2 separate regions of the Homo sapiens genome follow, and region 1 is linked to region 2. A link is a loop called in an ENCODE intact Hi-C map of the cell type or tissue named here. Cell type or tissue: thyroid gland. All regions are shown on one strand. Links, peaks and the distances in the headings refer to the core of each region. The heading gives the core; the rest is flanking DNA. Region 1 overlaps FGD3 (FYVE, RhoGEF and PH domain containing 3). Region 2 overlaps FGD3 (FYVE, RhoGEF and PH domain containing 3).

Region 1 (15,052 bases), core at 4,270-8,269, 47 kb before region 2:
TTGGTCTAAAGAATTAAATCCAGTGCAGATGAGTCCACCCAGGAGGAATCTGTGGACGACAGCCCCTAAGTGACCTGGGGACGGCTCAGGGACAGTGCTGCCCTTTCTGCCTAGGCAGATGGAAATGGAGCCAGGGTCCTTGTTGTGCCACGTCCCCTGCGTCCAGCACTGGAGATTGGCTTCTCCCCAAGATCTGGCTGCCCCTGGCCTGCTTGGGCCCTGAAGAGAATGAGGAGAGGCAAGGGTGCCTAGGAGAAAGGTGGTAGAGGTGGTGGGAGCCCTGCAGGCTGAGGGTTGTGGCCAGGGGCTGCTGAGACACCAAGTTGCTCTGGGGGTCCCGCTCTAGGTCTAGTGTGTTCATGAGGGAATTCCAACCGGCCTTTAAGGAATGTGGGGCTTTTAGAAGGAAAATGGTATATAGCATACTAATATGTGCTTGTTGAATGAATACATGAAGAAGGCCTTTTATTTTTCTAGTTACTGATATCCAGTAATTCTAAGTATTCCTAGCTTGTCTTCTCTGGGTAAATTACTTTGCTTCTCAGAATATGCCAGCTAGACACAACCCATAAGGTAGAATTTTTCATTGAAATGTGTCTTACGTGGAACTTGTAACTTCCTAAAATAAAGTTGTGTAGCCAAACAGGATGGCTCATGCCTATAATCCCAACACTTTGAGAGGCCGAGATGGGTGGATGGCTTGAGTCCAGGAGTTCAAGACCAGGCTGGGCAACATTGTGAAATCCTTGTCTGCAAAAAATACACAAATAAGCCAGGTGTGGTGGCATGCGCCTGTAGTCCCAGCTACTCGGGAGACTGAGGTGGGAGGATTGCTTGAACCCAGAGGTTGAGGCTGCAGTGAGCTGTGATTGTGCCACTGCACTCTAGCCTGGGTGACAGAGCGAGACCCTGTCTCAAAAAAATTAATTAATTAATGAAAGTTGTGTAGATTTTGCCAGATGTAGGGTTGTGTCTGAGCACACTCATGTTCTTGGTCCTTGAAACACTGGTGCCTGAAGGATTCATGTAGCTGCGGAGGTGGTAAACTGAATGAATAAAACTGCTGGTCTTTGACCATGCAAAATAGGTGTAAAGTAGGCTTGGGGGGATCTCAGTCAGAAGACCCTGACTTTACGGCTGCAGAGAGGATGCCTCTGTCCCCCAGCTCCAGGGCAGACAAAATCTGAGGGTCTAAGATCTTCAGTGGCAAAAGGGGCATCTGGTTTTTTGACCCTCTCCCTGATCTTGCTTTTAAACAAGTTCCAAAATATTTTGTCTGCAAAACAAACTATGCTGCATAAGGAATAATTCGTGGCCCTAATTCATCCATTAGAGACCACACTTGACTCCCCAAGGGCTTCTTAATATCCCTGGTTTCCAACTCATGTGAGTCAATGCAGGGGGTGACCAGAGCACATCTCTGTTTATTTTCAAGTATGCAAAGGATATATACACATATCATTGTTGAAAGTCAATTTTTTTTTTTTTTTTTTTTGGAGATAGAGTCTTGCTCTGTCGCCCGGGCTGGAGTGCAGTGGCACGATCTCGGCTCACTGCAAGCTCCGCTTCCTGGCTTCACCCCATTCTCCTGCCTCAACCTCCCAAGTAGCTGGGACTACAGGCACCCGCCACCACGCCCGGCTAATTTTTTGTATTTTTTAGTAGAGACGGGGTTTCACCGTGTTAGCCAGGATGGTCTTGATCTCCTGACCTCGTGATCCGCCTGCCTCGCCCTTCCAAAGTGCTGGGATTACAGGTGTGAGCCACCGCGCCCGGCCCGAAAATCAAACTGTTTTAAAGCTGAAGGCCCCCCCATCCCATCCTCTACCCTCCAATCCTAAGGCCCTCCTTAACATTATGAAGGTTGAGCAAGTGTGGCTCAAATCTCTCCCTCCTTCCCCCTCTTTCTCCTTCTCTTCCTTCCTCACTCCCTCCCTTCTTTCTCTCTTTCCTTCTTTCTCTCCTTCCTTCCTTTTCTCTTTCCTTCCCTTTTTTCCTCCTTCCTTCATTCTTTCCCTTTTTTCTTCTTTAGAATAGTGCTGCTGTGATCACCCTTAGGTGCCTCCAGTTCTAAGCTTTCTGATTACTTCTTCCCCCGAGGTCCTCCAGCTCAGCATCTGCCCTTAAAGGAAACCTAAATAAACATGTGTTGTTGCATTCTGAATAGCCTCTGGTTGATCAGGAGCTTAGACTAAGGATTGAATAGTAAACGGTGGATCCAAGTGATTGTGAGAATACCACTTGGCAGAATGTGATGTCTGGATTGGACATGGAGTGCATAGGAAAGGACCCGCACCTCCCTGGGCATATGAGTGTTTCTGGTTGACGCTGTGCAGCTGCCGCATAACAATGCTGGAATTATCCTTTATTCAGGGCCTGATTGAGTGGGGGCGTGGCCACCCCTTTATTGCCTTATTTTTTAATGTATATCATTCTCTATTTACACATTGATAATTTTTTCCTACAGGGTAAAAAAAAAATGCACCAGATGCAGCACTTTTGTGTAAGTATAGACACATCAGGGCTCTTTGTTAAGGATAAGAAACAATCGCTTCCACTTCAGGCTCTAATGTTATCATAGCCAACTGCCAGAGCCGCTCTGTAATTACGTCTCCTGAGTGGAAAGCTCTCAAAATGCCACTTGGTCTAAGAGTTTGAAGCTGGGCTTGCCTCTCCACTTTGGCCAAGATGACTAAAGCATCACATATTTTTAAAGCAACTTTTAAGAAATGAGGTATAGTGAGTGATGACTAGCCAGCTTCTCGCTGCTCACACTGTAGCATTTTACACACATTTTCCCAGGGAGCCCCCAGGAACTTGGTGTCCAGGGATATTTTCCCCATGTTGGGGTGAAGGGGCTCACACAATGTCACCTGCACACGGGCCTCACAGTTCCAGATCTGGGCTTGTCCACTCTCCCAGCTGCCTGCCTGGGAGGAAGGCAGGTAAAGTTAAGGGCAGTGCCAAGGTTTAGGAAATATTGTCTGCCTTTGGACCAAATGTAATTTCAATTTAAAGTAACCTAGAAAATGTTTTGCAAAAAATGTGTTTTCAGAAAGCAGAATTACACTCAGTATCCCTTCTTTTTTTGGTTTCTCAACCACATCTTTCATTAGAGAGATTTAGGACAGCTAAGTAGAAATTAAATTTTCCATATGTAAACAGACATGGAGACAGCTGGCTTTCACTGGGCAATAGTTCCCGGCTGGGAATCTCCAATGAACAACTTCGATTCTTGTATTTTTAAACAGGTTGGCTTTCCTCCCAAATGCAAATATAATGTTCTACGTAGAAATTTATATGTTACTGAGAAGCATCAAGAAGCAAATGAAAATTCCCGGAAGCTCACCACCCAGAGACGGTCACTCTCAGGGTTTCACACAGCCTCTCTGCCAGGAGCTTTCATTTCCTTGGGTCTTGTCTATTGTTAGGTCACATGTTGAGTAGGATTTGTCTTGGAGCCTGAACGCTGACAAAGGTGCACCACCCTTGGACCCCATCCAAAGCCACACAGGAATGACTACTCTGGTCCCACCCACTTCCTGCCCTAGCTAGTGTGGTATTTTTGTGGCTTTCCCCTGTCTTGTCAGAAGAATGAGAGTAACTCAACATGGGCACTTTGTCCAATCCTTGGGTCTCAAGGGTTCTGGGAAGGATCCAAGAGCTGTGGTTCTCGGTTCCCAAAAGCAGGCAGGTGATTGGAGAAGCAGCCGGGCTCTGAGTCCTGTGCCCGTGTGGCCCAAGTGACTGGCTGTGACCCTAATAAGTGAGCAGAAGGGCAGGGGCCGGGGTCACCTTGCACAGGAAGTGGCAGCCATGAGGGTCTCTGCAGGCCAGAGCTGCTCCTTCCTCAGGGGCCATCTCCCAAGGATTCTTGTGTCCTAGGAGCCGCTCAGCAAATGGTTGTTGACTGACTGAGTGACCGCACTTTGGCCTCTCTGAACCTCAGTGTCCTGGTCATTGAATGGGACTCTTACTTCCAAGCTCTTTACTCCCCTGAGCCCTGGCCTCCTGGTTCCCCTTTGTCCTGCACCTTGGGCTGTGTCCTAGAGACCAGCCACCTCAGCTGCATCTTGCTAGGCTCTGAGTATCGTGGCCTTGACATTTCCTCCACCTCTCTGAACCACAGCTTTGTCTTCTGGAAAAGGAGAAATTAGAGGATGCTTGGAGCATCGTTGCCTGCATTCATGGAACTCACGGTCTGCCTGGAGAGTGATGGCGATATGGTGTCTATGTGTCCGAGAGCCAGCTGCACCCAGAGGGAAGCTCTAAAGCTGGTGTGGTCAGGTGGCCAAGGAGCAGAGGGAACAGACGTGAGAGGCAAGGCCCGTGAGGGTAGGGAGAGGTGCTCCCAATCATTGTAGAGGCCAGGAATGAGGCTGGGAGGCTGCAAGGGCCAGGTTCCAGCCGGGCCAACTCTGAGATGACGCTGAGGATTCCAGCTTTACTGTGAGTCACTTGTAGGCTCACTGCTTCTCTTAAGAGGCAAGGGATGGCCAGGCACGGTGGCTCACACCTGTAATCCCAGCACTTTGGGAGGCTGAGGTGGGCGGATCACCTGAGGTCAGGAGTTCGAGACCAGCCTGACCAACATGGAGAAACCCCATCTCTACTAAAAAAATACAAAATTAGCCAGGCATGGTGGTGCATGCCTGTAATCCCAGCTACCCGGGAGGCTGAGGCAGCCTGGGCAAAGAGAGCAAAACTCCCTCTCAAAAATAAAAATAAAAATAAATAGAGCCAAGGGATGCCACTAGCTAGTTGTTTAATTAAACTTTTTATTTTGAAATGACTGTATAGACACATAAGAGATAATGCAGAGATACTGTGGGCCTTTACCCGGGATTTCCCAGTGGTAACAGCTTGCAAAACGATATAGGACCATATCATAGCTCGGACCTTGACACTGGTACAGTCAAGACACAGAGCAGCACCAGCACAGGGAGCCTCCTGTGGCCCTTTGATGTCCACCTGCTCCCTGCCTGCCCCTGACAGCAGCCAATCTGTTCTCTGTTTCTACAATTTTGTCATTTTGAGAATGTTATATAAACGGAGTCATATAGCATGTAATCTTTTGAAATTATCTTTCTTCCACCAGCATAATCCCTTGGGATTCCTCTAAGGGAATTCATGCAGGGGAATCATCACACATCTAGGCTGCTGTGTGTGTCAATAGTGTTTCCTTGTTATTGCTGAGTGCTGTTGTGTGGCATGGATGTACCACAGTTAATGTGTAAATGACAACATAGTTTTCATTTCCATGTCTGCATGTTCATTGCCAGTATATACAAATTAAAGTGATTTTTGTGACTTGATTTTGTATCCCTGACCTTGCTAAATTCACATACTAGTTCTGGGAGTTTTGTTTGTTTGTTTGTTTGTTTGTTTTCGCTTCTTGGCATTTTCTTTGTAGACAGTCATGTCATTTGCAAACATGGACAATTTTATTTCTTCCTTTCTGCTCAGCATGCATTTTCGTTTCTGTTCTTGTTTTATTGCACTGGCTAGAACCTTCTCCACTGTGTTGAATAAGAGTGGTGACAGCAGGCATCCTTGCCTTGTTCTCACTTTGGGGGACTATTATGGGCCTGACTATGTCCCTGCAAAATACATGTTGAAGCCCTAATCCCCAGTACCTCCGAATGTAACTGTGTTGGAGACAGGGCCTTTAAAGAGGTAACAAAGTTAAAATGAGGTGCTGAGAGTGGGTGCTGATCTGTCATGACTGGTGTCCAAAAAGAAGAGCTGAGGACTCACAGAGGGACAACCACGTGAGGACACAAGGATATGATGGCTGCCTACAAGCCAGGGAGAGAGGCCTCAGGAGAAACCAACCCTGCCAACACCTTGATCTCAGAGTTCCAGCCTCCTGGAATGTGAGAAAGTAAATTTTTGACTTTTCAGCCACCTAGCCAGTGGGACTTTGTTATAATAACCAGGATAAACTAAGACACTGCCTTCCAGAGTACCACAGGGCACCTCTGTTCTGACTTCAGAAACTAGTTCTGCCTGTCTTTGAACTTCATCTAACAGTCTTTTGTGTCTGGCTTTGAGATCCATCCATATAATTGCTTTCTTTCTTTTTTTTTTTTTTTTTGAAGACAGAGCCTTGCTCTGTCTCCCAGTCTGGAGTGCAGTGGTGCAATGATAGCTCACTGCAACCTTGACCTCCGGGGCTCAAGCAGTCTCCTGCCTCAGCCTCTGAGTAGTTGGGACTACAGGCACATGCCACCATACCCAGCTCTACATCATTGTTATATCAGTGGCTTACTCCTTTTTATTGCTGGATCCTGTTCCATCCATATTATGGCTGCACCACACTTTGCTTATTACGCATTCTCCAGTTGTCAGACACTTGAAATTGTTTCCAGCTTTGAGTTATGAATACAGCTGTTCTGCACATTTGTGTACAGGTCTTTGTGTGGACAGATGTTTTCTTTCCTCTTGGGTAGATACCTAGAAGTGCAATTGCTGGGTCATAGAGAAGGTGTATATTTAACTTTGTGAGAAAATGCCAAACAGTTTTCCAAAGTGGTTGTACAATTTTCTGCTTCCACCAGCATGAGAGTTTCACACTGAGAGTTACGTTTGCTCCACATCCTTGCCAGCAGGTGGCATTGTCAGTCTTTTTCACTGTAGCGGTTCAGATGGGGCTGTAATCATTCCTCAGTGTGGTTTTTAGTTTCCCTGATGGCAGGCAGTGTTGCCCACCAGCTCATATACTTATTGTCTATTTAGGTAACTTAAGTCAAGTATATGTTCCAGTTTTTTTTTCTCATTTTAAAAATGGAATCGTTTGTCTTTTTTTTTCATTGATTTGTAGGAATCTTTTTGTATTCTGGACACAAATCTTTTATCAGATATATGTATTGCAAATGTTTTCTCCCAATCTGTGATTTGTCTTTGAAATTTTCTTTTCTTTTTTTTTTTTTTTTTTTGAGACAGAGTCTCGCTCTGTTGCCCAGGCTGGAGTGCAGCAGTAGCATGATCTCTGCTCACTGCAGCCTCCACTTCCCAGGTTCAAGTGATTCTCCTGCCTCAGCCTCCAGAGTAGTTGGGAGTACAGGCGTGCACCACTATGCCCAGCTAATTTTTGTATTTTTGTAGAGATGAAGTTTCACTATGTAGGCCAGCCTGGTCTTGAACTCCCGACCTCAGGTGATCTGCCCACCTCAGCCTCCCAAAGTAGTGGGAATACAGGCCACTGCACCCGGCCGCCTTTGAAATTTTTAAAAAATATTTAATTTTTTTTTTTTTTGAGACAGGGTCTCATTCTGCCACCCAGGCTGGAGTGCAGTGGCATGATCTCGGCTCACTGCAACCTCCACCTCCCAGGTTCAAGTGATTCTCCTGTCTCAGTCTCCCGAGTAGCTGGGATTACAGGTGCGCACCACCATGCCCAGGTAATTTTTGTATTTTTAGTAGAGACAGGGTTTCTCTATATTGGCCAGGCTGGTCTCCAACTCCTGACTTCAGGTGACCCACCCTCCTTGGCCTTCCAAAGTGCTGAGATTACAGGCATGAGCCACCTTGCCCGGCCTTAAAGACTTAATTTTTTTATAGCAGTTTTACATTCACAGGAAAATTGAGAGAAAAGTACAGAGATTTCCCATATATTCCCTGACCCCACATATTCAGAGACACTCTCTTTATCAACATCCTCCCCAGAGGAGACATTTGTTACAATTGATGAACCTGCACTGACACATCATTATCACTTGGAGTCTATATGTGGCTGGCCTTTTCACGTTCCTAATGGTGCCTTTTGATAAGCAGAAGTTTTCTATGTTGATGAAACATATTTTCAGGTTGAAGAAGTTGTTTATAAAGTTTTTTTTGTGTGTGGCTTAGTGCCTTTTATACTCTAAGAAATCATTACCAACCACAAATTCATGAATATTTTCACCTATGTGTTTTTAGAAGCTTTACAGTTTTAGCATTCACAATTAAGGTTTGGATTCATTTCTAGCTATTTTCTGTGTATAGTGTGAGTAAGCAGTCAAGGTTTGTATTTTGGTACGGCTATCTAAATGTTCCATTACTATTTGTTGAAAGGACGTATCTTTCCCTATTGATATGTACTGGCACCTTCATTGAAAATCAATTGAACAAATGAATGAAAATCTATTAGTTCATTGATTTCCATTGATTTATCCTTATGTCAATACCACATTGTCTTGCTTTTGAAATTTATTTTATTTTATTATTTATTTAGTTTTGAAATGGAGTCTCGCTCTGTCGCCCAGGCTGGAGTGCAGTGGCATGATCTTGGCTCACTGCAACCTCCACCTCCCAGGTTCAAGCAATTCTCCTGCCTTAGCCTCTCCAGTAGCTGGGACTACAGGTGCCTGCCGCCATGCCTGGCTAATTTTTTGTATTTTTAGTGGAGACGGGGTTTCACCGTGCTGCCCAGGCTGGTCGTGAACTCCTGACCTCAGGCAATCCGCCCACCTTGGCCTCCCAAAGTGCTGGGATTATATGCGTGAACCACTGCGCCCAGTCAAAATTTATTGTATTATAGTAATTATTTTATTAATGAAAATAATTACTATAATAAAATTATTTTAGTTAATAAAATATAATTACTATAGTAAGTCTTGAAATAGGGTAATTGGTTGAACTAGTTCTCTGTTGTTGGACCTTCAGCACATCTCTGACATTGGGCAAGGCTCGGTGGGTGGCTCATGCCTGTAAATCCCAGCACTTTGCAGGGCTGAGGTAGAAGGATCGCTTGAGCCTGGGAGTTCAAGGTCAGCCTGGGAAACATAGCCAGAGTCCGTCTCTGCAAATAATAAAAACTTAGCCAGGCATAGTGCCACACACCTGTGGTCCCAGATACTCAGGAGGCTGAGATGGGAGGATCCCTCGAGCACAGGAGGTCGAGGCTACAGTGAGTCATGATCGGTCCAGTGCATTTCAGCCTGGGCAACAGAGGGAAACTCAGTCTCAAAAAAAAAAAAAAAAAAAAAATCAGCCCTAATAAGACTGTATAAAATGTCCTTGCTCATTTGTGTGGGTGTTTTGGAAGGTCGATGGCTGAAGCGAGTGTCCCTTATGTCTGCATGTCCCATGTCCTTGTGTCCCCATGCCCCCATGTTTCCAAGACCACACGTCCCCACGTCCCCTGTACCCCCATGCCCTCATTTCTCTATGTCCATGTGGCTCCACATTCCTCATGTCTGCGTGTTCTCATTCCTCATGTCCCCATAACCTCCACATCTCCATATTCTTCATGTCCCCGTATCCCTCACGTCCCCGAGTCCCTGTGTTCCCATGTCTCCATATCCCCATGTCTCCATGTCCTCATGCCCCATATCTCCATATTCTTCATGTTTCCATGTCCTCTTTCCCCATTTTCTCATGTCATGTCCCTGTGTCTTCATGTCTTCATGTCCCTATGTCTTCAGGTTCCCATGTCCACTTATCCTCACATCCCCATGTCTCCATGACCTCCACTTCCCATGCTCTCATGTCCCAAAATGCCCATATCCTCATGTCCTCTACGTCCTGTTGTCATGTCTGCATGTCTGCATGTCTCCATATCCCTCGTGTCCCCAAGTCCCCCATCCCCATGTCCTCATTCCCCCATGAGGACCCCTCCTATCCCCACGTCCTCATGTCACCCATAAACCAGCCCAGAGCAGAGTTTGCCTTATGCTGTGTGCTTGGTAAATATGAGCTGCCTTCCTCCTTAAACCTTCCATTCAAAGGCTGCAGAATAACCATGGGTAAGATGGCTTCCCTGAAAAAATGCACCCCAGGTGTCACTACTAGACGTCAGATGGACACTTTCCCCCACAGCGGATAAACTGGTAGCAACCCTGGGAAGGAATGGGGTGTAACAGCCAGGGCCAGCTGGGTGCCGTAACAGTCCCAGGCTTAGTCATAGTGCAGTGCTGGCAATGGGAGAGTTGTGGGGGCTCTGTTCCTTGTAGTCAGATGGGGAGCACTCACCCACCAGGACAGAGGCCCAGGGAGAGCACTCATCCACCAGGGAAGAGCCCCTAGGCCAGCTGAGAGAAATTAGGCCAGGGGCTGCTGAACAGGGTAGAGCCCCTGGGCTTCCCTCCTGGTAAGTGGGTGTTCCCCCTTGGCCTCTCTCCCAGTGGGTGATCCCCCCGGGCCTCTCTCCTGGTGGGTGGGCCCTCCACCCAGGCCTCTCTCCTGGTGATTGGGTGCTCCCCCTGGGGCTCTCTCCTGGTGAGTGGGTGCTCTTCCAGGCCTCTCTCCTAGTGGGGTGCTCCCCCTGGGCCTCTCTCCTGGTGGGCGGGCACTCCCCCTGGCTGACAGTTCTCTGCCCATAGGCTCTCTCCATCCTGGCCTCTGTGGTCCCACACAGGCCCCTCTGGGTCCTGGACTTCAGAGCTCCTCTCCCTGGCCATGGCCAGCTTTCCTGGAAGACAGGACTGGGGGTCCCTGGGACAAAGCAGGAGTCCTGGGGAAACCCCCTTTCTCATCAGAGGCACCCACCCCTCATGAAGTGAGCCACCTGGGGGAGGATGAGCAGCACCCTTGAGGGACAGGCTAAGGGACACTGGAGGCACAGGGCCTTCTCTGCAGAGCCTCTGACTCCACAAAGTTATTCAAGGGCTTTGAGATTGAATAGCACCAATGGATTGTCACTGTGGTCCCCAGGAGCCCTCCATGGTCACCAGGAGTCCTCCGGGGTAGAGGACTCATTTGAGCCATTGGAACATGAGTGAAATAATTGGTCAGAGAAATTGGAATATGTGTTGATACTTCCTGGTGGTTGCTTCTCCACTGTGGGCTGATCCCACCATTCCCCAACTTCAGGTCACCCTTGCCCTTTTTCATGATGAAAATACTACATCACTTTAAAACAATAGGAAACACTTAACTCTTTAGTTTTGATGGGTCAGTATTGGGGTGTGGCTTGGCTATGGCTTGGGGACCTCTCATGAGGCTACAGATGGTGGCTGGGGCTGCAGTGTCATCTGAAGGCCTGACTGAAACTGAGGATCATTTTCAAGGTGACTCATTCACACATCACAAGTTGTTGCTGGCTGTTGGCCTGGGGCCTTAGTTCCTCTCCGCATGGGCCTCTCTGCAGGGCTGCTTGAGCATCCTCATAACATGGCAGCCAGCTCCCCCACAGTGAGTGATTCAGCAAGGAAAGGCAAAAGCTGCAGTGTTATGTATGGCCTGGCCTTGGAAGTCACCTTCATCATTTCTGTAATGTCCTATTGTACAGTAGTGTCCACAGGTCAGCTCTATTCACAGTGGGAGAGGCAGATAACCAGCATTTGATGATCACTGGGCCATTGGGGGGCAGGCTGCCAAAAACATGTTTCTTTTTGAATGATGTCACTCCCAGGTGGAGGCACCACTTCCTCCCACTCACCCCAACCAGGGACGACAGGACACTTGGCCTCAGTTCTACTTTCAAGCCACAAACCCCTCCCCATCCTCTTTTTGTTCCTTACCTACCACAACCCCTCACCTTTCAGGTCACCACAGCCAGCCTGCTGCTGTGCTGCCAGAATTTATCATGACCCTCTTAGGACGACAGTTGTGTATTCCTAGTGTACCTGGGTTTGTGTCCCTGGTCCTAATGGGACCCCACTGCTGGCCTTCTGGCACAGGGGACCTCTGTAGAGGAGAAGGCTGAACCAGGTGGTGGTGGCAGGCACTGCTGTCCTTCCTGGCCTGGGCTGGAAGCATCTGGATGGTCCAGGGCTGCCTCCTCAGGGGGCAGGAGCCAAGACTCCAGGGCCCCGGCATTGACAGCACAGCAACGGTGATTCAGATGTTGGTGGCTGGGATCCCTTGAGTACCTACCATAGGCAAAGCCCTCATTTCTCACAAAAACTCCACCACATGCATCCCACATTTTCTCCATTTCATGGAGGAAGAATGGAGTCTTCAAGAAGTTCATCAGTGTCCGGGCATGGTGGCTCATGCCTGTAATCCCAGCACTTTAGGAGGCCGAGGCAGACAGATCACCTGAGGTCAGGAGTTGAGACCAGCCTGGCTAACATGGTGAAACCCAGTCTCTATTAAAAATACAAAAAATTAGCTGGGCATTGTGGTGGGCACCTATAATCCCAGCTACTTGGAAGGATGAGGCAGGAGAATCTTTGAAACCAGAAGGTGGAGGTTGAAGTGAGCTGACTTTGCGCCACTGCACTCCAGCCTGGGCAACAGAGTGAGGCTCCGTCTCAAAAAAAAAAAAAAAAAGAAAAGAAAAGATTAAGTTCAGCAATATGGCTGAGGCCACAGCACCCATGCGTCCGAGCTCAGGTGACACTGTCCACCCCATCCTTGTCACGGCTGGGTGTAGCTCTGCATCCTCACACAGGCAGGGAACTTAGGGACAAACTCCACATCACCTCAGCCTTTAGCTTTTGGGAGGGAGGGGCACACCACTGTGTCCTGAGCCTCAGTTTCCCTGTTGTCAGACGGGGATAACCATACTTCACAGGGGCATGAAGGGGCCCAATGAGTAACCATTCACAGGGCACCTGCGGCAGCACCTGGCACAGGGAAACTGAGGCCCAGAGAAATTGCTTTTATTTATTTATTTATTATTTTATTTTTATTGAGACAGTCTCTTTCTGTCCCCCAGGCTGGAGTGCAGTGGCGCAATCTCAGTTCACTGCAACCTCCACCTCTGGGGTTCGAGCGGTCCTCCCACCTCAGCCTCCTTAGTAGCTGGGATTACAAGCATGCGTCACAATGCCCAGCTGATTTTTGTATTTTTAGTAGAGACAGGGTTTCACCAAGTTGGCCAGACTGGTCTCAAACTCCTGACCTCAAGTGATCCTCCCTCCTTGGCCTCCCAAAGTGCTGGGATTTCAGGCATGAGCCACCATGCCCAGGTGAGAAATTGCTTTAAAAAAAATGAATATAAGCCTGGATTAACAAGCATTATTAAAATTGAGTCAGACTTTGCACTCTAAGCCCTTCAGGACCTGGTGTTATTATTTATTGATTCTCTCCCTAAAACAATGAGGGTGCCCTCCTGGTGGGGCTGCTCAGCGGGGCAGGTGCTGGGCCTGCTGGAGCAGCCCTCGTGGGTCAGGTCTCCCAGGAAGCATCTTGAAATATCTGTTTGCAGGGGGCCTCTTCACCTTCTAACTTGTGGCCATTTCATTGTTCCCAACCAAGAGGGTCTGAGGAAGCCTCTGATGGTGTGTTTCTGGGCTCACTCTGGGCTTGTCTGGTCTAGGGCCGGCCCCCTCATTCCCTGCTGGGCCCCTCCTCCCTGAAGATCTACACAGCAGATCTACTCACAAAAGTCCACCCAGCAGAAGCAGGAGGATGGTGGTTGTGGGTCCTCTGTGAGCAGCCCTGTTAACCTTTAAACCAGCACGGCCGCCGCAGCTGTGAGCCTAGCACCTGATCAGTGGAGAGCTGTGGATTGCATGTTTGTTTGCCATTGCCCCCGCCACCCTGCAAGTTGCACCTTCTAGAATCAGCAAGCCAAGCTCCTCTCACCCAGCGTAATGATGCGGAAATGCAAATGCACCATCATGTTGTGACCCATATTGCGAAAATTAGAAAAAAGGAAGTTGTGTTTCGCTATTGCACGAAGTTCAGCCCAGAGGAGAAACTCGCTCGCCTTCAGAAGACAGGTGAGTGGGCTTGGTCCTGAGGTGTTGGCCGAGCCCTGAGATCCTAACTGCTTTTGTGGAACTTTGGGGTGGTAGGAACATTCAGGGCAGGAGCCATTTGAGGGAGACGGATGTTTTCAAGGCAGGAAGTGGCTGTGGTGGCACGGAATGGTGTCTTGTTTTTGTTCTGTTGTCTTTCTCTGGGTTCCTGTAGCATGATGTGTAAAAATTCAGAGTTATTGTGGGCCTCGAATGGCAAGTGTGAAAAGCCTTTGTAAACTGCTGAGTGCTGGGACAGTGTTGCCTATCGTCTGGGGGTGGCTTAGGCTCTCACAAGATGAACGGTGCCTGCCCGTGTCCCCATCGAAGGCTGGCAGGGGCCTGGGTCCGAGGCTGACCAGATGCAGGGAGCCTTTTTCCATCGGCTGGCAGCGCACCAGCCAGGGCATCGAGACCACGGCCAGCCCCTCTCATGTCACCCAGGCCTGGGGGGCGGGGGGTAGCGCGAGCCTTCCTCTGCCTGAACAGAGGAGGGTGGTCCCAGACGTGTCCTGGGGGCTAGGCTTTCCCACACAGTGTGTCTCCAGAAGCTTCCTCTGCACTCTGCAGGTTAGATATTAGCAGATGCGGGCCTGTGTAGCATGGGGCTGTGAGGAAGGAGTGCTGCGCCCACCAAAGCCTCCTCAGCACCCCGTGCTGTGCCTGGCAGTGTGGGACAGTGGCGGGGCCACCTCAAGAGGTGCATGGACTGATGGCAGGGTCCCAGCGGCAGTGGCGGCACAACCCGATGCCACCGTGATTGTGCCCACTGTGCAGAGGGGGCCCGAGGGGCAGAGGCATGTTCGGGTCACACAGCATGGCCACACTCATCTGTAAAGTGGTGACTGAGTCGTGCCAGGCTCACTGTAGTTCGGGGCTGGACGTGCTTAGCAGGTGCCACTGCCATTCAGATCGGTGCTTGCCAACACCCAGGGCGGATGCTGGTCAGCCATTCTTGCAGGGGAGGAAACCAAGGCACACAGCTGACTTGCCCTGGGCCCCCCAGCCTGCAAAGTGTCTGACTGAGCCCCAGTACAAATCTTCACAACTTGCTCAGTGGCCCCAGAGCCGGGTGGGGCTGACCAGCTGGGTGTGAAAGGGAGGAAGTGGTTTGTCCCCAGCTGGGCTGTTACAGGAGGCCAGAGGAGGCCCCGGTTCCACTCCTCAGGGGGCGGAGGTCCACGTCTACACAAAAACCAGCACCATGCAGTGTGCAAGACCCCTTGGAATGACACGAGGCCGAGTGCCCTGCACACAGAGGCCTGCAGCCGTGTTGTACAGAGGTTAGAGCTGAAATGACCTTTTCCTGAGAAGCCTCACCACTGTCCGAGGATGGGCCTGACCTTCCTGGCCTGTGCCCCTTGAGGACTCCCAGGTTAGTCCCTGGGCTAGAAGAGTGACCTGGGAGTCACTGGTGCATGTGCTGGGAGCTCCCAAAG
Region 2 (15,052 bases), core at 6,703-10,702:
GTTTATCAAGAGTTTTTAGCATGAAAGGCTGTTGAATTTTGTTGAAGGCCTTTTCTGCATCTATTGAGATAATCATGTGGTTTTTGTCTTTGGTTCTGTTTATATGATGGATTACATTTATTGATTTGTGTATGTTGAACCAGCCTTGCATCCCAGGGATGAGGCCAACTTGATGGTGATGGATAAGCCTTTTGATGTGCTGCTGGATTCAGTTTGCCAGTATTTTATTGAGGATTTTGGTATCGATGTTCATCAGGGATATTGGTCTAAAATTCTCTTTTTTTTTGTTGTGTCTCTGCCAGGCTTTGGTATCAGGATGTTGTTGGCCTCATAAAATGAAATAGGGAAGATAACCTCTTTTTCTATTGATTGGAATAGTTTCAGAAGGAATGGTACCAGCTCCTCTTTGTACCTCTGGTAGAATTCGGCTGTGAATCCTTCTGGTCCTGGACTTTTTTTGGTTGGTAGGCTATTAATTATTGCCTCAATTTCAGAACCTGTTATTGGTCTATTCAGGGATTCAACTTCTTCCTGGTTTAGTCTTGGGAGGGTGTTATGTGTCCAGGAATTTATCCATTTCTTCTAGATTTTCTAGTTTATTTGCATAAAGGTGTTTATAGTATTTGCTGATGGTAGTTTGTATTTCTGTGGGATCGGTGGTGATATCCTCTTTATCATTTTTTATTGCTATTTGATTTTTCTCTCTTTTCTTCTTTATTAGTCTTGCTAATGGTCTATCCATTTTGTTGATCTTTTCAAAAAACCAGCTCCTGGATTCATTGATTTTTTTGAAGGGTTTTTTGTGTCTCTGTCTCCTTCAGTTCTGCTCTGATCTTAGTTATTTCTTGCCTTCTGCTAGCTTTTGAATGTGTTTGCTCTTGCTTCTCTAGTTCTTTTAATTGTGATGTTAGGGTGTCCATTTTAGATCTTTCCTGCTTTCTCTTGTGAGCATTTAGTGCTATAAATTTCGCTCTACACCCTGCTTTAAATGTGTCCCAGAGATTCTGGTATGTTGTGTCTTTGTTCTCATTGGTTTCAAAGAACATCTTTATTTCTTCCTTCATTTCGTTATGTACCCAGTAGTCATTCAGGAGCAGGTTGTTCAGTTTCCATGTAGTTGAGCGGTTTTGAGTGAGTTTCTTAATCCTGAGTTCTAGTTTGATTGCACTGTGGTCTGAGAGACAGTTTGTTATAGTTTTTGTTCTTTTACCTTTGCTGAAGAGTGCTTTACTTCCAACTATGTGGTCCATTTTGGAATAAGTGTGATGTGGTGCTGAGAAGAATTTATATTCTGTTGATCTGGGGTGTAGAGTTCTGTAGATGTCTATTAGGTCCACTTGGTGCAGAGCTGAGTTCAATTCCTGGATATCCTTGTTAACTTTGTCTTGTTGATCTGTCTAATGTTGACAGTGGGGTGTTAAAGTCTCCCATTATTTTTGTGTGGGAGTCTAAGTCTCTTTGTAGGTCTCTAAGGACTTGCTTTATGAATATGGGTGCTCCTGTATTGGGTGCATATATATTTAGGATAGTTAGCTCTTCTTGTTGAATTGGTCCCTTTACCATTATGCAATGGCCTTCTTTGTCTCTTTTGATCTTTGTTGGTTTAAAGACTGTTTTATCAGAGACTAGGATTGCAACCCCTGCTTTTTTGTTTTCCATTTGCTTGATAGATCTTCCTCCATCCCTTTATTTTGAGCCTATGTGTGTCTCTGCACGTGAGACGGGTCTCTTGAATACAGCACATTGATGGGTCTTGACTCTTTATCCAATTTGCCAGTCTGTGTCTTTTAATTGGAGCATTTAGCCCATTTACATTTAAGTTTAATATTCTTATGTGTGAATTTGATCCTGTCATTATGATGTTAGCTGGTTATTTTGCTCGTTAGTTGATGCAGTTTCTTCCTAGCATTGATGGTCTTTATAATTTGGCACGTTTTTGCAGTGGCTGGTACCGGTTGTTCCTTTCCATATTTAGTGCTTCCTTCAGGACCTCTTGTAAGGCAGGCCTGGTGGTAACAAAACCTCTCAGCATTTGTTTGTCTGTAAAGGATTTTATTTCTCCTTCACTTGTGAAGCTTAGTTTGGCTGGATATGAAATTCTGGGTTGAAAATACTTTAAGAATGTTGAATATTGGCCCCCACTCTCTTCTGGCTTGTAGAGTTTCTGCCGAGAGATCCACTGTTAGTCTGATGGGCTTCCCTTTGTGGATAACCCAACCTTTCTCTCTGGCTGCCCTTAACATTTTTTCCTTCATTTCAACTTTGGTGAATCTGACAATTATGTGTCTTGGAGTTGCTCTTCTCAAGGAGTATCTTTGTGGCATTCTCTGTATTTCCTGAATTTGAATGTTGGCCTGCCTCACTAGGTTGGCGAAGTTCTCCTGGATAATATCCTGCAGAGTGTTTTCCAACTTGGTTCCATTCTCCCCGTCACTTTCAGGTACACCAATCAGACAGAGGTTTGGTCTTTTCACATAGTCTCATATTTCTTGGAGGCTTTGTTTGTTTCTTTTTACTCTTTTTTCTCTAAACTTCTCTTCTCACTTCATTTCATTCATTTGATCTTCAATCACTGATACCCTTTCTTCCACTTGATCAAATCAGCTACTGAAGCTTGTGCATGCGTCACGTAGTTCTCCTGCCATGGTTTTCAGCTCCATCAGGTCATTTAAGGACTTCTCTACACTGGTTATTCTAGTTAGCTATTCGTCTAACCTTTTTTCAAGGTTTTTAGCTTCTTTGCGATGGGTTCAAACATCCTCCTTTAGCTTGGAGAAGTTTGTTATTACCAATCATCTGAAGCTTACTTTCGTCAACTCACCAAAGTCATTCTCCTTCCAGCTTTGTTCCGTTGCTGGCAAGGAGCTGTGTTCCTTTGGAGGAGAAGAGGTGCTCTGATTTTTAGAATTTTCAGCTTTTCTGCTCTGGTTTCTCCCCATCTTTGTGGTTTTATCTACCTTTGGTCGTTGATGATGGTGACATACAGATGGGATTTTGGTGTGGATGTCCTTTCTGTTTGTTAGTTTTCTGTCTAACAGTCAGGACCCTCAGCTGCAGGTCTGTTGGAGTTTGCTGGAGGTCCACTCCCTGTTTGCCTGGGTATCACAAGTGGAGGCTGCAGAACAGCAAATATTGCAGAACAGCAAATGTTGCTGTCTGATCCTTCTTCTGGAAGCTTTGTCTCAGAGGGGCACCCGGCTGTATGGGGTGTCAGTCGGCCCCTACTGGGAAGTGTCTCCCAGTTAGGCTACTCGGGGGTCAGGGACCCACTTGAGGAGGCAGTCTGTCCATTCTCAGATCTCAAACTCTGTGCTGGGAGAAGCACTACTCTCTTCAAAGCTGTCAGACAGGGACGTTTAACTCTGCAGAAGTTTCTGCTGCCTTTTGTTCAGCTATGCCCTACCCCCAGAGGTGGAGTCTACAGAGGCAGGCAGGCTTCCTTGAGCTGTGGTGGGCTCCACTCAGTTCGAGTTTCCCGGCGGCTTTGTTTACCTACTCAAGCCTCAGCAATGGTGGACGCCCCTCCCCCAGCCTCGCTGCTGCCTTGCAGTTCAATCTCAGACTGCTGTGCAAGCAGTGAGCAAGGCTCCGTGGGCGTGGGACCCTCTGAGCCAGGCGAGGGATATAATCTCCTGGTGTGCCGTTTGCTAAGGCCATTGGAAAAGCACAGTATTAGGGTGGGAGTGTCTCGATTTTCCAGGTACCGTCTGTCACGGCTTCCCTTTGCTAGGAAAGGGAATTCCCCAACCCCTTGTGCTTCCCGGGTGTGGCAATGCCCCACCCTGCTCCATGGGCTGCACCCACTGTCTGACAAGCCCCAGTGAGATCAACCTGGTACCTCAATCGGAAATGCAGAAATCATCCGTCTAATGCGTCGCTTATGCTGGGAGCTGCAGACTGGAGCTTTTCCTATTCAGCCATCTTGGAACCTTTTTTTTTTTTTTTTTTTTTAAAGACAGAGTCTTGGTCTGTTTCCCAGGCTGGAGTGCAGTGGCACAATCTCAGCTCGCTGTAACCTCCGCCTCCCGGGTTCAAGCGATTCTCCTGCCTCAGCCTCCTGAGTAGCTGGGATTACAGGTGCCTACTATCACGCCCAGCTAATTTTTGTATTTTTAGTTGAGATGGGGTTTTACCATGTTGGTCAGGCTCGTTTCAAACTCCTGACTTCATGATCTCCCTGCCTTGTCCTCTCAAAGTGCTGGGATTACAGGTGTGAGCCACCACGCCTGGCTGCCAATATGTCTTTTGATTGGGAAGTTTAATCCATTTACATTTAAAGTAGTTACTGATAGGAAAGGACCTACTACTGCCATTTGGTTGTTTTCTGGATGTCTTATAGGTTTTTTGTGTCCCTCCTTTACTCTCTTACTATCTTTCTTTGTGTTTAATTGATTTTTTTTTGTAGTGATATGCTTTTATTTCTTTCTCATTTCCTTTTTTATCTATAGATATTTTATTTGTGGTTACCATTGCAATTACATAAAACATTTTAAAGTTATAGCATTCTATTTTAAACTAATAACAACTTCAATCACATGCAAAAACTCTACTCTTTTACAATTCCACCTCCCTCTCCCTGCTCTGATTGATGTCATGAATTCATCTTTATTTATTCATATAGATTTAAATGTTTAAATGTTTTTGTGATTTGAATTCTATGCACCAAAAGGATAATAGTACAAATTATTGTATTTATCCATGTGTTCACCTTCACTGAAGAACTTTATATTATCCTGTGGTTTTGTGTTGCTTTTTACTATCCTTTTGTTTTAACATAAAGTACTCCTTAATCTTTTTTATTTTAGAGCACATTTAATGGCAAAGAACTCCCTCAGTTTTTGTTTAACTGGAAAAGTGTTTATTTCTCCATTTTTGAATAACAGTTTTATCAAATACAATATTCTTTGTTGACAGTTTTTTTTTCTTTCAGCACTTTGAATGTATCCTCCCTCTGCCTTCTGGTCTGCAAAGTTACCACTGACAGATCCTCTCATAATCTTATGGAAGACCCCTTACATGAGACAAATTATTTTTCTCTCGCTGCTTTCAAGATTTTCTTTGTATTTGACTTTAGACAGTTATATAATTATAATATGTCTTGGTATGGTTCTCTGTTGATTTACCCCAGTTGGAGGTCTTTGAGATTCTTGAATTTTTAAGTCCATTGCTTTCCTCAAATTTGGGAAATGTTCAGCCATTATTTCTGTAAATAAACTCTTTGCCCCTTTCTCTCTCTTCTCTTTTGGAACTTACAAGTGCATATATTGATCTACTTGATAGTGGCCCATACATCCCTTAGGCTCTCCTTGCTCTTCTTTCTTTTTTTTTTCTTATCTGACTCTATGATTTCAAATGACCTCTCTTCAGGTTTGCCCAGTTTTTCTTCTGCCTGATCAAGTCTGCTGTCAAACCCCTCTTAAAAATTTGTCGGTTCAATTAAAGTGTATTTCAGCTCCAGAATGTCTGGTTTGTCCTTTTTAATAGTTTCTATCTCTTTGTTGATATTCTCACTTTGTTCATGCATCATTTCCTGATTTTTTTTTAAAGTCATCTATCTGTTCTCTTTTATCTCATTGAGCATCTTTATGACAACTATTTCGATGTTTTTTCTCAAGCAGCTCATAGATCTGTGTTTCCTTAAGATCAGTTTTGAAGTTTTTTATTTTGTTCCTTTGATTGGGCTACATTTTTCTGTTTCTTTGTAGCTAATTTTGTTTCATCTAGAAGGTCAGAAGCAAAAAATGCTTGCTAAGTCTGATTAAAAGAGCCCCAGTACCTTCAAGGCCTGTCTACTGTGGTACTGGAGTGATTATTTCTATCTTATCTTCTTTACAGCTTGGTCTGGAGAGCTGCCTTAGACTCTCCAATGAATCTATTCAAATAGCTGCCTCTGTTACCTTGACTTGTCTCAGATTCCGTTGACCCAAGATGGGTCCTGGCACTAGGAATATAAGACTGCTTCCATTATTTTGACTTGCTCCAGGTTAGGGAGAAGATTATGCAAGGCTCCTACTGACTGTGTTTTATTTCTAGCTTTGATGTCTGGGCACTGATTTCCCTAGGTTTAACTACTTGCTCCATGTTAAGGCCATGCTGTGGAAATCTGTCTGTGTGACTGTCATGCAGGCCTGTCTATGTGATTGTCAGGGAGAATTGGCCTGCCACAATAGGGCCTTCAGGAGGTGATTAAGTAATGAAGTCAGAGCCATCATGAATAGCATTAGGGCCTTTATAAAAGAGAAAGTTCATGGGTTTGCTCTCTGCTCTTCCACCATGTGAAGACACAGCCTTCATCTCCCTTTTTCTCTTCTACTGCTTCCACTATGTGAGGGGATAGTGTTCAGGCCACCATCTTGGAAGCAGAGATCAACCCTCAGAAGTGTGAGAAATAAACTTCTTTTGTTTAGAAATTACCCAGTCTCAGGCATTTTCAGTGAAAACTTCCATAGTGATGATTTCCAGCTTTAATTAGCTCATACTCTGTGCCCTGTCCTGCATGAAGTGTTTCATATGTGTTGTTCCACTCCATCCTCATAACATCCCTGTGATGTAGGTACTAGGTGGTGACGCTGCTGCTTTGCATTTGGGGTCACTGAAACTTACAGAGGTTTGTTAGCCTGCCCAATGTCAAAAACAGGAGGAGGCCAGGCACGGTGGCTCACACCTGTAATCCCAGCATTTTGGGAGGCTGAGGCGGGCAGATAGGTTGAGTCCAGGAGTTCAAGACCAGCCTGGGCAACATGGCAAAACCTCATCTCTACAAAACGAAAATAGAAAAAAACTAGCTGGACATGGTGGTACGCATGTAGAGCAGGTAAAATGGACTAAGACAAGCTTGCCAAACATCACCAATTTCCCTACACCTTTTACTGAAATCTTTTCTTGGCTTTATAATGGCTTGGGTGCTGTAGCTTCTCGGCTGGTCTCTGGAATTCTCACACAGGTGCTCTGGCCCATATATTGTTGTTAACCTTATGTCTCTGAGCAGAAGGAGGGCCGAGAGCTGTTTAGTCCATCATCTTGCTGACATCACTGTGCAATATATTTTGACGTGGTCGCTGCAACTGCTCTGTAGTCAAAGGCCCATCTATGAGAACTGAGCACCACATCGCCATCACAGTGGCCCCTCCTGCCCCTTCTCTTGCCCCAGTGGCCTCCTGCCACCCCTGTGGCCCCTGGTTCTCCTGCACACAGTGGCAGCCCGTTAGGTGCCGATTCCCCAAGGCTCATCTTCCCCAGGTGAGCTGCATCTCTTCTCTCCGCAGCACTCTGGCCCCCAGAAGCTTCTCCACATTGCCCAGGAGCTCCTGCACACCGAGGAGACCTATGTGAAGCGGCTGCACCTGCTGGACCAGGTAGCCCACATGGCTTGGGGGCAGTTTCAGTATCTCTTAGCATTGGCTGGGCATTATAGGTGCAGTGTGAATGACTTAAATACTAAAACTCAGACAAATTTAAGTCTGGTCTACAAACTTTTTTTTTTTTTTGAGACAAAGTCTCACTCTGTCACCCAAGCTGGAGTGCAGTGGCGCGATCTTGGCTCACTGCAACCTCCGCCTCTCCAGTTCAAGCAATTCTCCTGTCTCAGCCTCCCGAGTAGCTGGGACTACAGGCACATGCCACCACGCCCAGCTAATTTTTGTATTTATAGTAGAGACGGGGTTTCACCATATTTGTCAGGCTGGTCTTGAACTCCTGACCTCAGGTGATCCACCAGCCTCGGCCTCCCAAAGTCCTGGGATTACAGGCGTGAGCCACCACGCCCGTCCTAGAAACTTATTTTTTGTTTTCAGTGCTTGTAGCTCTGAGGAGAAGGCTTTGCCAAGTCACCTGTGGGACATTTCTTCTTGGCAGCTGCATGATCTGAGCATGTAAATGGCTTCTGGATGTTTTTCTGCATAAGTACTTGGGACAGGGTTTGCCACTCATCTCTATCCACATGACAACGTGGGGTTTATGAGCACAGGAAATAAAGCACCCATGGAAGCTGGGGTTTTGACAGACAGTGCTGCTGCTGTTTTTATCTCACGAGAAAGAAAAGGAAGTCTGAACCTTCCATTTCGCATGAGAGGTGGCTGAGGAAAGATGTCATTCCCTGTCCTCAGGCGACTGTCCCTGCCTCACCCACATTCGTAAGTCATAAGTGAGCTTGCATTAAGACCATGAGGTTGTCTGAACCAGTTGGATGAAAAGGGAGGACAATAATTCTGAAATTCATTAAGAAAACACAAGGTGGCAGCAGCGGCCCCTCCCGAGCGCCCTCACCTGTGGCCGAAGCGGGGCGGCAACTGTGCTCAGTGGAAGAGGCTCACTGGCCACACGTGGGCTTCTCTATGCTCAGGTTTTCTGCACCAGGCTGACGGATGCGGGGATCCCTCCAGAAGTCATCATGGGCATATTCTCTAACATCTCCTCCATCCACCGCTTCCACGGGCAGTTCCTGCTGCCGGAGCTGAAGACGCGGATCACGGAGGAGTGGTGAGTACCATCTGCGCATGCCCATGGGGCCCCTCAAGTGTTCTCTAGACCAGGGTTCATGTGCCTGAGAGCGAGGCAAGTGCTGGGGGACTGTCTCATGGTGGCTGGGCGCCTCCCTTCTCTGCACGGTCCTGGGTCCGATCCAGACTCCACCCCTTCCTGGTTGGTGACCTTGACCAGCCACTTACGGTCTCCAAGGCTTAGTTCCTGAGAAAGCAGATGATGCGGAATGAAGGGCTTTTAACGCCCCACTTGGGGCTCTGAAACTAAAATGAGGTTTGACATCTGGAAACACCACACAGTGGATAGTGCTAGTTGGTTTTCTTTTCCCTCCTAGCTTATACTCCACCTTTGTTTTAAAAATGCTGTTTTTCCCTCTCAACAGTGGACCTCAGATCCTCCTCCTGCTGTCCCTGTGGCCTGTCCCTCTGTCCCACTGCTGCTTCTGTTCATTAGCAGAGGGACAGCTCAGTGCAAGTCACAATTCATGAAACATCCCAGGCTGGCCCCCAGACTCATCAGTTCCCCACGTTGCGTGTTGCGTTTCCCCTCATTCTGGGTGCCGCTGCTGTTTGACTTAGGGTCTCTACTGCCTGTGCCCTTCGCAGGCCCGGCTTCCCTCTGCATCAGGAGCCTGGCCCTTCTGTGTCCCACCAGCCCGTTCTCCAAGCTGCAACCCAGGAGACCACAGAGGCTTGACTGGAATGGGAGGCCAGGGGGAGTCCCTTCACCTGTTGCTCAGGGAGGGGCTATGTCAATTTATAAATCTGTACAAGGACATGGTCCAGCTGCCGAACAGGTTTACATTGTGTCCCCGAGGCAGTCAGGACTGGATGCAGCCTTCTGGCTGACAAAAATCCATGCTTGGTAGAGACAGGTTTTCTCCTGCAAGGCCCTGGAGACTGCTAACTCATGAGTGCATGTGTGACCTCCTCTGCAACTTTTATAACAGCACAGGGGTCCAATGACTTAGCCACCCTGCCCTTTGGACATTTTTTTTTTTTAAACAGAGTCTCACTCTGTTGCCCAGGCTGGAGTGCAGTGGCGTGATCTCAGCTCACTGCAAGCTCTGCCTCCTGGGTTCACACCATTCCCCTGCCTCAGCCTCCCAAGTAGCTGGGACTGCAGGCGCCCGCCACCACACCCGGCTAATTATTTGTATTTTTTTTTAAGTAGAGACGGGGTTTCACCGTGTTGGCCAGGATGGTCTCGATCTCCTGACCTTGTGATCTGCCCATCTCAGCCTCCCAAGTGCTGGATTACAGGCATGAGCCACCACACCCAGCCTGGACCTTTAAATTAAATGTATAAGTGCAGTTCACAGTCATGCCTTAGTGATGGCTTTGTGCCTGTGGCTTTTTTCTTTCTTTTTGAAACAGTCCTAAGGTCAAAGACGATTAGTATATTTTTCTGTTTCTTGAAAATTATTTGCAAATCTCTGTCCAAAGCAGCTTTTTTCATTATCAGTACTACAAAGAGCTACTTTCCCCAGGACTTCACCAGCATTGGATAGAACCATTGTTTCTAATCTTTGCCCATTTAAAAGGAGCATAATGGTATTTTGTTGGTTCTCTTTGATAACTGTGGTTCATCATTCAAGCGATTCTGCTACTACTGCTATCTCCTGTGTCTGGGTCACTGGTTCTAAGCTTGCAGCTTGGACTTTTAACTGTTTTACAGGCATCTTTCATTTAATTGCCCAGTTACTATTTTCTACTCTACATGACATAGGGGAGGAAGCTAAGGCTCAGAGAGGGTGACCAATTTGCTCACCATCACACAGAGCTGGCCTCCACCCCACACCCCCCTGGTGGAGTTCATGTCCACTAACCTCAGAGTCCCCATTGCACCCAGCTATTTCTCTGATGATTCATTTCTCCACGAAGGGACACAAACCCACGGCTCGGGGACATCCTGCAGAAGCTGGCCCCATTCCTGAAGATGTACGGCGAGTATGTCAAGAACTTTGACCGAGCCGTAGGGCTGGTGAGCACGTGGACCCAGCGCTCCCCACTGTTTAAAGACGTCGTCCACAGCATCCAGGTAAGGCCGGCAGTGGGAGTGTGGACACAGATGTTCTCAAGATGCACAGAGCCTGGTGTTTTATTTTTTAAAAACATATGTATATATGTATATTTTACTCCAAAAAGTAACATGACATTACTAAAATTTTGGAACATAGAGAAAATTAGGAAAATTATGGGATGTGCCCAGATGTTCTGTTGATGCTTTGAGCCTTACAATAACTCCCAGAGATGAATCAGCATTCCCATCGGAAAATCGTGGCTCAAGAGGCTGTGCAAGCTACAGCATCACGAGCTATTATCTGATGGAACCTGAATTCAAAGGACAGTCTCTGATTGCACAGTGTCCCTCGATATCTAGTGCAGGCATTTTTGTTTAAATGTTACATTGCTTTTTTGTTTTTCGCTTTCTGCTAAGAGCCTCCTCACAGCCCTGGCTTCTCTTGTCTCCTATAGGGCTGGTCTCTTTCTTCTTGATTCACAAGGCTTTTATATGCTAAGAACATCAACTTCTTTCTGTCATGCATGTCACAGATTATTTTCCCCCATTGATCTTTTATTTTTTTATTTTATTTTTTTTTTTGAGACAGAGTCTCACTCTGTTGCCCAGGCTGGAGTGTAGTGGCACGATCTCGGCTCACTGCAACCTCTGCCTCCAGGGTTTACACCATTCTCCTGCCTCAGCCTCCCGAGTAGCTGGGAATACAGGCGCCCACCACCACGCCCAGCTAATTTTTTTGTATTTTTAGGAGAGATGGGGTTTCACTGTGTTAGCCAGGATGGTCTCGATCTCCTGACCTCATGATCCGCCCTCCTTGGCCTCTCAAAGTGCTGGGATTACAGGCGTGAGCCACCGCGCCCCGCCTGATCTTTTAACTTTATGGTGGTGTTTGCCATACAGAATTTTTTATTTTTTATTTTTATTCATTTATTTTTTAATTTTTTTTGAAACAGAGTCTCACTCTGTAGCCCAGGCTGGAGTGCAGTGGCGCGATCTCAGTTCACTGTAAGCTCCGCCTCCCAGGTTCACGCCATTCTCCTGCCTCAGCCTCCTGAGTAGCTGGGACTACAGGCGCCCGCCACCACGCCCGGCTAATTTTTTATATTTTTTAGTAGAGACGGGGTTTCACCATGTTAGCCAGGATGTCTCGATTTCCTGACCTTGTGATCCACCCACCTCGGCCTCCCAAAGTGCTAGGATTACAGGCGTGAGCCACCGCGCCTGGCCCAGAATTTTTTATTTTTAAGTAACTCCATTCACCACTTCTTAAAATGTAAAGCTTATTTTCAAATGCATTTCCCACTACCCAAGACTATATAACCCCATCTCTACTAAAAATACAAAAATTAGCTGGGCGTGACATGCCTATAGTCCCAGTTACTCTGAAGGCTGATTCAGGAGAATTGCTTGAACCGAGAGGCAGAGGTTGCAGTGAGCTGAGATCGCGCCTGCCATGTCCTGGATGACATCTGCCTGGGGACACTCGAGGCAGACACAGCCCCGGTTGCAGGCTAGCCACTGGTCTGTGCATCCCCTCATCCTAGGCAGATTGGGCACAGGGCCAGGCAGGCTGTGGGGAGGGCTCTCCGCCTGGACTCAGTACCATCCAGCCATTCCCTGAAGGTGACTTTGCCCCCCGGGGATCCCAGGCCATATCTTCACACATTGGGTGCACCCAGCATCTGGTGGGTGGGGTCTGGGGATGCTGCAAAACACGTTGCAGCAGACAGCATGGCCCACCGCAGAGAATTCTCCAACCCGAAGGTCCATAGTGCCCAGGCTGAGAAGACCTGGTGTGGAAAAAACAGGATCGCATGACAGTCAAGTTGCCCATGGCCTTTTGCAGGTTTCCTTCCTTTAATCAAAGGATATTTTAAACGTTAAACTTTTATTTTGAAATAACTTTAAACCTTTACAGGAAAGTTGCAAAAATGACATTGTTATGCATTATTAACATTTTGTCTGGCTTACTTTATTATTCCCTCTAAACTCATACAGATGATGATGACTTTTGAGCGTTTTGAAACTAAGTTGCAGACACCGTAACCCTTTATCACTAAACATGTGAACAAGGATATTCTCTTGCGTACTCCCAGCACAGTGATCAAAATCGGGGATTTTACACTGATGTCCTGGTGCTATCTACTCCGCAGCCCACACTCAGATGTCACCGATTGTCCCAATAACATTCTTGTTTTCTGATCCATAACCCAACCCAGGGCCACACATTGCGCTCATTATTGTATTTGTCCTCTTGGGTCTGGAACAGGCCTCTGTCCTTGTCTTTTTGAGGGGTGCAGCCTAGTTACTTGTAGACTGCCTGCTTGGGTTTTTCTGCTGTTTGTCCACAGTTTGATTGAGGCTGTGCCTTTTCCTGGAGTGAGGCTGTGCTCTTCTCCCTGCGTCCTGCCCGGTGACGCAGTCTCTGCATCCCATTCCTGGGGATATTCACTTGATAAAGGGCGTGTCTGTCAGGACTCTTCAGGTGAAGTTGGGTTTTTTCCCCTATTAAGTTTCTTGGCCGCTTGTGGTAGCTCACGCCTCTAATCCCAGCACTTTGGGAGGCCCAGGTGGGCGGATCACCTGAGGTCAGAAGTGCGAGACCAGTCTGGGCAACATAGTGAAACCCTATCTCTACTAAAAATACAAAAATTAGCTGGGTGTGGTGGCACACTCATACCTGTAATCCCAGCTACTTGGGAGGCTGAGACAGAATTGCTTGAGCCGGGGAGGCGGAGGCTGTAGTGAGCCAAGATCACTCCACTACACTCCAGGCTGGGCAACAGAGCAAGACTCCATCAAAAAAAAAAAAAAAGTTTTGGCCAGGCGCGATGGCTCACGCTTGTAATCCTAGCACTTTGGGAGACCGAGGTAGGCAGATCACAAGGTCAGGAGTTCGAGACCAGCCTGACCAATATAGTGAAACCCCATCTCTACTAAAAATACAAAAATTAGCCAGGTGTGGTGGTGTGCACCTGTAATCCCAGTTACTTAGGAGGCTGAGGCAGGAGAATTGCTTGAACCTGGGAGGCGGAGGTTGCAGTGAGCCGAGATCGCGCCATTGCACTCCAGCCCAGGCAACAGAGCGAGACTCCGTCTCAAAAAAAAAAAAGTTTCTTGTAGGGAGATACTTGGAGATTATGTGAATATCTTGACAGAAACAGTTGTTTTTATGAAGATTGTCGACTTGGGTTTCTCTCACCCTGTTGTATCCCAGGCATTTTTGAGCTCATCTGAGCTGGAAGCCGTTCTGTTCTGGGCCCTGAGCCAGGTGAGGGTGGTTGAGGCCCTTGAGTTGCTGGCAGGTGGGTGGGGAAGCTGGTGGACAGGACGACAAAGTCAGCAGGCCCTCACAGGCTGCCCAGTGGGCATCATCAGGGGAGGCAGAGGCAAAGTGGCCTGGGCAGGAGGACCCGATTGGGGAGCACAGAGGCGACAGGTGGGCAGCATTCAGCACACGTGTCTGGGGTTCAGATGCCAGATGGAGACATGGCAGCAAGGAGGTGCTGCAGGGTGCGAGGGGAGGCACAGGGAGCCGGTGAGCAGAGCTGGGTACACGTGGAGCGCGAGGGTCTCAGCACCTGATTGGAATACTGGTGCGTTTATATCGAGAGCGATCTGCAGAAGGACTCCCCGAGCTGCTTCTAGGCATAAGGACAAGCCCTGGCCCGATACCCAGTGGGGATGGTTGGGCGAAGCTCTGCCTGATTTCTCAGCAGAGGGGTCGAAGGAGCCCTGCTTAGGCCCACGGGTGGGTGAGAGTGGGGAAAAGCCACTCTTGACAGGAGGAGACAGTCCTGTCCAGGCATTTATTTTCTCCACCGAGGATGCGTATAAGAGAGCCAGCTCTGGGCCAAGGGCCAGCCTGCCTGGGGTTCCAGTTCTTGCTCCATTGGTCAGTCTCTCTGAGCCTCAGTTTCCCTCGTTGTAAAGTGTGGTCTGTGTCAGCCATGTCTTGAAGGACAGTCAGTTCTGGGCAGCCAGTTCCGGGCAGCTTCCTGGGGCTGTGGTGGCCAGAAGCCGGTGGGGCTGGCATCCACACACGTGTCCTTGGAGTGCCCAATGCTCCCTCTGTCCCCACAGAAGCAGGAGGTATGCGGGAACCTGACGCTGCAGCACCACATGCTGGAGCCCGTGCAGAGGGTCCCCCGGTACGAGCTGCTGCTCAAGGACTATCTGAAGAGGCTCCCGCAGGACGCCCCAGACCGGAAGGATGCGGAGAGTGAGCTGGGGCCAAGGGCTCCCAGGAGGGTGCAGGGGCACCTGCCAAGAACTCTGGGGGTGGGGAGAGAGGGAGAGAGAGAGTCGTGGGGTCATGGGGGTAGGGGAGAGAGAAACAGAGAGACCAGAGGGAAAGAGACAGAGACAGAGGCAGGGGAGGGAGAGAGATGGAGACAGGGAGAGAGATAGGGAGATGTCAGGGAAAGAGAGGGAGAGGGAGGGAGAAACAGAGGGGAGGAGAGAGAGACACACAGAGACAGAGGAAGGAGGGGGAGAGAGAGGGATGGAGAAACAGACAGAGGGGAGGAGAGAGAGACACACAGAGACA

What was found. Hi-C counts contacts between places; a loop is a spot of excess contacts. Peaks named below come from ENCODE experiments on the same cell type or tissue, not always from the same donor. Only the 100,000 strongest peaks of a DNase experiment are listed, where the experiment ranks them.
Region 1: a loop joins it to region 2, with 3 times the contacts of the local background. A loop is called at or near these places in 14 of 110 quality-filtered maps.

The regions. Positions count from the first base shown.
Region 1 is chr9:92,950,759-92,965,810 of GRCh38, forward strand. The region is part of intron 1 of FGD3 (FYVE, RhoGEF and PH domain containing 3); the gene reads left to right. Among named protein-coding and RNA genes, the nearest start is that of FGD3, 11 kb to the left of the region's middle. RefSeq lists enhancers at 3,322-3,421, 13,235-13,354, 13,635-13,744, 14,381-15,012. In thyroid gland, for the core only: a CTCF peak has its summit at 6,601 (motif pointing right); a DNase peak (open chromatin) is centred at 6,619.
Region 2 is chr9:92,995,660-93,010,711 of GRCh38, forward strand. FGD3 (FYVE, RhoGEF and PH domain containing 3) reads left to right here. Exons shown (of 18, transcript NM_001083536.2): 4 at 7,266-7,355; 5 at 8,342-8,478; 6 at 10,365-10,521; 7 at 14,587-14,725. It overlaps LOC101927954 (a long non-coding RNA gene), which reads right to left. Exons shown (of 3, transcript NR_121565.1): 3 at 12,456-14,778. Among named protein-coding and RNA genes, the nearest start is that of SUSD3, 56 kb to the right of the region's middle. RefSeq lists a silencer at 8,108-8,402. In thyroid gland, for the core only: a CTCF peak has its summit at 8,243 (motif pointing right); DNase peaks (open chromatin) are centred at 7,852, 8,302, 8,592 and 9,272; H3K4me3 peaks cover 585 bases; H3K27ac peaks cover 3,056 bases.